2 separate regions of the Homo sapiens genome follow, and region 2 is linked to region 1. A link is a contact called in ENCODE Hi-C or POLR2A ChIA-PET data. All regions are on one chromosome and are shown on one strand. Each heading gives the region's core, a stretch centred on a gene start or an enhancer-like site at or near the end of the contact. The rest is flanking DNA. Distances are from core to core; before and after follow the strand shown.

Region 1 (3,886 bases), core at 709-3,208:
CAGAAAAGCCAGTTAAATGTGGGTAAGGCTGGCCTAACCAACGTTTTTAGAAAACACTTAGCATTACTTGGTCAAAGCAACATCGCAGCCCAAGAAGACCAGCGTATGAAGTGATAACATCTATAGTTGCAGAGGTCTGTTCTGGGACCAGCCAGGGATGCAGACCCCAACCTGGGACACAGATGAACCAGGAGTGTTAAATAGTAATATTTGCATGAATGCACAGTTAGATAGTGTATATATTGAGTTGTATATTTTCTTTTTTCTCTTTTTTTGAGATGGAGTCTCACTCTGTTGCCCAGGCTGGAGTGCAGTGGCTGATCTCAGCTCACTGCAACCTCTGCTGCCTGGGCTCAAGCAATTCTCCTGCCTCAGCCTCCCGATTACCTGGGATTACAGGCACCTGCTACCATGCCCGGCTGATGTTTTTTTTTGAGACAGAGTCTTGCTCTGTTGGCCAGATTGGAGTGCAGTGGTGCGATCTCGGTTCACTGCAACCTCCACCTCACGGGCGCAAGCAATTCTCCTGCCTCAGCTCCTCTCAGTAGCTGGGATTACAGGCGTGCGCCACCATGCCCAGCTAATTTTTGCATTTTTAGTAGAGATGGGGTTTTACCATGTTGGCCAGGCTGGTCTCGAACTCTTGACCTCAGGTAATCCACCCGCCTCAGCTTCCCAAGGTGTTGGGATTACAGGTGTGAGCCACCGTGCCCGTTCAATTTTTGTAGTTTTAGTAGAGACGGGGTGTTACCATCTTGGCCAGGCTGGTCTTGAAATCCTGACCTCATGATCCACCCGCCTTGGACTCCCTAAGTGCTGGGATTACAGGCGTGAGCCACCATGCCTGGCCAGTTGTATATTTTCATTAGTGTGGCTCTAATAAACATAAATGTCTAATCTTATCATGCCGAACATGATTATACTAAAATACACAGGGAGTTTCTGAAACACATACATGCTTTTTAATAATGAATCTGCTTATTATCGTGTTATTCTCTTAGATCACACAGCACACAAACACTCACAGTCGTTCAGAATCCTTGCCATCAATCTGGGTTCTGACCTTAGCTAGCTGTCCGACCTCAGGCAAGATACCTCCTGGGACCTGAATGTCCTCATCTGTAAAACTGCAACAACTCTATCTACCTGGCAGCATTGTTGTGAAGATGAAATGAGTTAGTGCAAGTAAAGTCCTTTTTAAAGCTGGGTCTATCACATAGTAAGTGCTCAATAAATTTAGCAATATGTGTTTGTGAGCAGGTAAGAGCAGTATCTGGATAGCTCCTGTCTCTGACCCACCCGATCCCTTCCTCGTATTTACAAGTCATTGATATTTTAGTTTCAAATTCATGTGTCCAAATTCTTTGTTAGACTTTTCCTTTCCTATTAGCCCTTTCACTCCAGAGCAAGGATGGTAAGACGCTCAGGGAAAGGTTGTGATGTGATCACAGATTGCTGTCTACATTCACACTCAGCTAGGGTTACTTGCAGGAGAAACCTGCCCCTAAGCACACAGTCCACGTGTGCCAGGGGTGGACGCACACAAGGGCCCTGCTGCCACCATGGCTGGGACCTTGCCCGCCTTGGGCACAGGCAGGGCCCAGCTTTTCAGATGAGATCACCAGTGTCTGACCCAGGAGCCAAGTGCTCAGGCCAAAAGACTCCAAATTAAGCCAGCTGAGGTGCTTTCTTTTGAGATGGGAGAACATGTGTTCCATTCTTAAGGGGAGAAAGCAACTCAGGACTTCATGTTTTCATTGTACTTGGCTCTCACTGCCTCTAACTCCAGGCGTTTGTGGAACAGGGAAATGAGCTCCGAGTCAAATGATAAAGCTGATATGATTCATGTGTCTTTCAGGAGGAAAGAGACAGGAAACGGAGGCCTGGCTGCCTGGGCTGTGACGTTGCCCCTCTGGCATGCTGTCCGGGCCTGGAAAAATGCAGCTGGCACTGCCTTGAGGATTCGGAGCAGACAGGAGTTATGTGGTTGCTTGGCCAACTCCCGAGTACAATAAACTTAATCTTGGAAGTCTTACTCTCGAGGGTGAGGAAAGGGTGAAATGTCGGTATGTAGACTCTGTCGCCAAGAAGCACAGGAGAAATGAAAGAAGAAACAAATCCCTTCAGTTAAAATGCCAGTGGAAAAACACTTCTGAAAAACAAACACCGAGAAGCACAATGTGTTTTTATGTGCTTGAGATTTTTTAAAAACGAGTTTTGGAAAATAGTCTCTTGATGTTTACATAGTTCCCCGTGAATAAAGGGCAACTGGGAATTTGGACTGGCCTGGCTCTCAAGTAGGGGTCCGCAACCTGCAGCCCGAGGGCCCGTCGGTCGCTGCTGGCTTCTTTCTATGAATGCTGCCCTACTGAACACAGCCGCGCCCCTCCGTGACCTGTGCCTGCGGCTGCTCTCATACTACCACGACAGAGCGGTGGGGGGCGTTGCAGCACTCACCTCACAGCACACATACATCAAAATAGTTACTGTCTGATCCTTTACAGAAAAAGTTGACTGATCCTTGGTCTAAAACAGGAGAGGGAAGTACTCACTCACCTCAGTGCCCATTTCATGCAGAGCTGCAAGAGCTCTCTGCCCTACCACAGTGCGGCCACCTAATTGTCTCTCCTTGGCAGAACACATGCTTGGCTGGCGGCTGTGGGGAGGGCAATCTGGCTAAATAATGCATCAGCAGGGCTGCCTCTGTTCTTAGTTTTCCTGCAGACTTTGCTGGGTCATGCAGCTAGGTTAGATTTCAGAGGGTCCTGCAGAACCACACTGACTTCTAGTTCCCTGTCTCCTTGTCTGTAGGCCCTGTGAGTGCAGGGCAAGGCCAGCTCATTTTTGCATCTAATTTGTACCATAGAATCGGTGCTGAATAAATGTTTTTTTTTTTTTTGAGACAGAGTTTCGCTCTTGTTGCCCAGGCTGGAGTGAAGTGGCACCATCTGGACTCACTGAAACCTCCACCTCCCAGGTTCAAGCGATTCTCCTGCCTCTGCCTCCCAAGTAGACAGGATTACAGGCATGCACTACCATGCCTGGCTAATTTTTGTATTTTTAGTAGAGATGGGGTTTTACCATGTTGGCCAGGCTGGCCTCAAACTCCTAACCTCAGGTGATCCACCCGCCTCAGCCTCCTAAAGTGCTAGGATTACAGGCTGAGCCACTGTGCCTGGCCATTAAATGTGATTTTAAATAATAAACAAGTGCACACACACTAGATTACATTTTCAGAATTACCAAGTGAGTGGGAGTCTCAACCCCATCTGTTGAGACCTTATCCCACGCAGACTGTCCAGAACCTCAACCCAGCAGGGTTCGACCCAGATATGAGGGTTGCAGGGCAGCTACAAAGGTAGCCCCTCTTCAAGCCAATATACGTATTTTTACATTAGTCCACATTATTTAGTGGGAAGAAATAAATTTTCTTTTAGTAAAACTTGGTAAAAGATATATCTTTTACCATATATCATACCAAGATACCATATATCTTCCTTTCCATCAAGGGCTTTATCAGCACGTTGAATACAACAGAACATCTCAACGTGCTGAGTTTGGAATTGGCTTTCAGTTCACAGTTTTTCTATCACTTGTGACTAGATTATGATTCAGTCATTCACACCAAGAATTGAAATAACAATCTAATTCAACATTGATTTAATAATTATTAATTGTTCTTCCTGGCCTTCATTACCCTAAAAACATGTTGCTGTTGTTGTTGTTTTTTTCTGGAGGCCTTATTCTCTTGAGTTTTCTTTTGCAATTTTCTGAACACAACAATTTCTTGGTTACATGTTAAATACTTTGAAATTTATGCAATAAAACAAAACCGCGCAGTCCCAGGAAACATCCCTCTACAGCGCATTACTTGGTTTCGGAATCT
Region 2 (3,987 bases), core at 1,060-3,559, 60 kb after region 1:
CAAAAACCGCAATTACTTTTGCACCAACCTATACAAACTTCTTCTACTTTGAAAACAAAACTGTGGTGGAATTAAATATTGATGTGTGAACTTATCAGCGATTACCAGATGATCAGTTTCTAGAATATCATCTTTCCTTTCCCACAGTTGCCAAGAGCCTGATGATTCATGATCTCTTAGGCTAACAAATCTAAATTTCAAAAAGATAATAGAAACCCTGACCACTTAGTTACTTCCCAATGCACAGAGTACTTGCTTATCTTTTTTTTTTTTTTTTTTTTTTTTTTTGAGATGGAGTCTCGCTCTGTCGCCCAGGCTGGAGTGCAGTGGCGTGATCTTGGCTCACTGCAACCTCCGCCTCCCAGGTTCAAGCAATTCTCCTGCCTCAGCCTCCCGAGTAGCTGGGATTATAGGCGTCTGTCACCACATTTGGCTAATTTTTGTATTTTTAGTAGAGACAGGGTTTTACCATGTTGGCCAGGCTGGTCTTGAGCTCCTGACCTCAGGCGATTTGCCTGCCTCAGCTTCCCAAAGTGCTGGGATTATAGGTGTGAGCCACAGCGCCTGGCCTTTGTTTATCTTTAGTTAAGAAACAGAGTATAGAAGAATTCTCTGCTCATATTGATGCTGTTCTTACTCTATTTGCTAGCTGGTAATAAAAATATGTTGAAGGAATGAGTGGTGAAAGGATGGAAAAATGTGGATAAAGAGGAACATTTGCAGGGAAATAACATATTACAGTTACAGAATATATGTTTATTACAGTTGGATCAATATATTTTTAAAAAAATGAAAAAAATATGTGAAAAAACTGCTTAATTGGGTAAAGTCATAGGTTTTGCGTCTGGATTTATAATTAGCAAACTGAAAAAAAAAGACAACTTCCAGATCCCCAATAAAGTTACTGATGCATTTAGGAGTTTCATTTCCTTAGGAAGTGTGCTCATTCATAACATGTTGTCATAGAAACTTTTTTTTTTTCCTGAGGCAGACTCTTGCTCTGTCTCCCAGGCTGGAATGCAGTGGCGCAATCTCAGCTCACTGCAACCTCTGCCTCCCTGGTTCAAGCAATTGTCCTGCCTCAGCCTCCTGAGTAGCTAGGATTACAGGTGTGCACCACCACGTCTGGCTAATTTTTGTATTTTTAGTAGAGAGGGGGTTTCACCACGTTAGCCAGGCTGGTCTCGAACTCCTGACCTCGTGATCCACCCGCCTCATCCTCCCAAAGTGCTGGGATTACAGGCATGAGCCACCGTGCCCAGGAAGAAACTTTTTAAAAGTGTTGTTTTCCAGCCATTTTGTTGTTCCACTGAACGGCCTGGGAGAATACCCTCCAAGTACTGGGTTAAGAAGAGAGAATACCAAAGTCCCCCACACCTTTGCTTCCCTCCTTCCCACGCTCCCCAACTAAGAGAACTGTGTGTTCGTCCTTCCTCAGACAGAAGATTTCCTGGAAATACCTTTTGTTTGAAAACACTGACTGTGCCTCACAGCTCAGAGCTAAGAAAAGAGGCCAAGTCTGGCTATTAAGGAATAAACCTTGTGAAGCAGGCGTTGGTGGAAGACACTGTCCGCTTCCTGTACAGTGGAGAGTCTGGGATAATTTGGGATATGGGCAAACATGTTCACCCACCTTACTAAAATGTGCTTAACTTGATATTGATATGAAACAGTTATTAAACATTTGAGAATGGCCTGAATAATGTGCGCCGGCCTGTCCGTTTTCCTGTAAGTCTCTGATTTGAAGGAGGGTATTCCCAGATGTGGTGTCGTTGTCCCCTGGTCAGCCACCCTTCCTCATTTCTTACACCTCATGAACGAAAATGAACAGCCACGGCCACAGGCAAGTGAAATCCATCGGCTATGCCCAGTTTCTCCCCAATATCCTTAGCTATTAATGTCACTCATTTTTTGGAAGCCACTTCAAATCCTTTTTGGAATAAAATAGTTATTATACATCATTGAGCAGTAGGTGTGCAGTTGCATTCCAGGAGGAATTACATTTCTTCTCATGTTGGACTCAACATCACTGGAATTAATTCATTAGAAAACACTCTTTTCAATTCCATTTTCTCTCGCTTTGAAAAATACAGACTAAGTGTCAAACTTGTTTCCCTGAAAGGGGCCAAAAGCAGCAAAATTAATCACCAAGAGCTATTTTCATTGAATATAAAGTTACATAAAGGCCTCTGAAGACCAGACAGTGTTTAAACTATATGCGGGTGTGGTTATGGATGTGAAATATGTGGATAGCATGTGAGCGCTGGCTACATGCCCGAAGCATGCCCACACAGCCGCCTGGGCAGACGAGCTATCTCAGAGGGATTGTCTTTAAGCAAAACCATCTGTCACTGTGGTCCAAAAGGCGCGGCATGAGCTCTGCCACAGCAGCGACTTTGGGGTTGAGCCTGTCTCTGAAATGCAGTGTACTGGCAAACTGAGAAAACAATCTTACTTTCTGTCAGACTGGGATTTGCTGACGCTGAACTTGGAGTGGAGTTTTAGAAGGAGTATAATCAGCATCAAAAGAGATGCCAGTCTGCTGAACTTTAAAATAGGTTATTAACAAAAAGCAAAATCTGCAGAGTAGTCTGCGATTGCATAGCTTCCAAAGTATAGCTGTGGTTTAGCCCAAAGTTGGTCATCAGAACTAGCACTGGTTTCTAGAATATATACAGGGGGATGGGGGTAGGAGTAGCAACAAAGATCTTCAAGCATAAACTTACACATACACATACACACACACACACACACACACTCCTTGCTCAGAGGTCTATATAAGCATTATAAGTAACTTTAATTATTTTAAAAATAAGGAAAAGCAAATGTTCCAGTTATTCTTAGTTCTTCATCAATCATTGACCCAAATTGGATGTTTTCGGAAAGCAGTTTATATCTCCTTATAAATGTATTTACTTATTTTTTGAATCTTGGCCTTGTGACTTCTGCTCTGGGCTGAGGTCAGGTCGTTTTGAGTGTTTGAGTTAGAGAACCCCTGGGAAAGGAACTTCAATTATTTTTCTGTCTGGATGAGTGTCAGAACAATTCATCATAACAACTGGTACGAATGCACGTAATTCTGTAAAAGTCGCTCCTTGAACCAAGACATTGGCATTTGTTCCATTGCCTTGAACTTTTTTTCTGGTTTCAGTTCACCAAGCCCTTTTTGCTTGGGCAGAATTTAAGCCCCGTGGGTGAGGTATACACAGTCACAAGACAATGAGTAGCAACAATTCGACAATTAGCTGAAATACTTGGGAGGTGCAGACAATTAAGGTAAGTAATTTGGGCTGCACTTGGAAGCAAATATTCTGGCCAACTAGAGAGAAGGAGAGAAGGGTAAAATAGAGGCTTTCACTGAAATGCCCATACCTGCATTGAGCAAACCTGGGTGAACATATAAATACACACAAAAGCCAGAAGGGAATCAGGACGTGATTATTTGTTTCAGACAGAAGGGTGACGTGGGACTCTAATGTTCTCTTGGCTTGTAGTAAGGTATCTTCAAACATCATCTCGATGTAAATTTTCCCCCACTTCCTTAGACTAACCTTCAAGAAGAATTAAAATTGTGTCAGTGATAAAAGGAGAAGTAAGCCAGGGTTTCCCATCCCCCAATAATGCTCTTGAGATTCTAATAGAAAGGCCACAGGAGGGAGGAAACAAGAAGTTTACCCTGGAAAGAGAGGAAAGGAAGAGCCTAAAGTCACTGGGAGGGTGTGGAAGGGAACATGGTGGCAGGGGTGGCTTTGGAGGTGGGTGGGGAGGGACTTGGGAATGGAGAGGGCCGACTGGCAGCCAGCATACACCAACCACCACCTCATGGAAGCCAAACCATGTCTGTGGATCATGCATTGCAGGCAGTGAGAAGCTGCTTGTCCTGTCCTCATTGGGCCAGGCCCTCCAAGGGCACCCACCTGCCCACTGCCTATGGATGGTATGCCCATCTCTGCCCAAACACCTCGATGAGCCCCCTCACAATGGCCT

The links. A loop is a pair of places that touch in the nucleus more often than their neighbours do. ChIA-PET counts read pairs that join two places held with the same protein, here RNA polymerase II (POLR2A). Pooled maps may share reads with other maps.
Region 2: a map of right cardiac atrium shows a loop between it and region 1 (2.3-fold over the local background). The contact joins two enhancer-like sites. A Hi-C loop is called at or near these places in 44 of 168 maps with a recorded cell type or tissue (IMR-90, PC-9, Right ventricle myocardium superior and 28 more), 1 of 37 single-sample maps with no recorded cell type and 27 of 50 pooled maps. POLR2A ChIA-PET finds 5 or more read pairs at or near these places in 12 of 52 experiments (AG04449, AG04450, GM10248 and 9 more).

What each region holds. Positions count from the first base shown.
Region 1 is chr6:3,824,188-3,828,073 of GRCh38, reverse strand. No RefSeq gene overlaps it. Among named protein-coding and RNA genes, the nearest start is that of FAM50B, 23 kb to the left of the region's middle. Within about 2 kb of position 1,958, at least 34 of the 41 ENCODE cell types and tissues checked have a DNase peak (open chromatin) inside an H3K27ac peak, as active enhancers do; they include ascending aorta and tibial artery, where a contact is called at or near this core.
Region 2 is chr6:3,764,738-3,768,724 of GRCh38, reverse strand. No RefSeq gene overlaps it. Among named protein-coding and RNA genes, the nearest start is that of PXDC1, 15 kb to the right of the region's middle. Within about 2 kb of position 2,309, at least 3 of the 41 ENCODE cell types and tissues checked have a DNase peak (open chromatin) inside an H3K27ac peak, as active enhancers do; they include ascending aorta and tibial artery, where a contact is called at or near this core.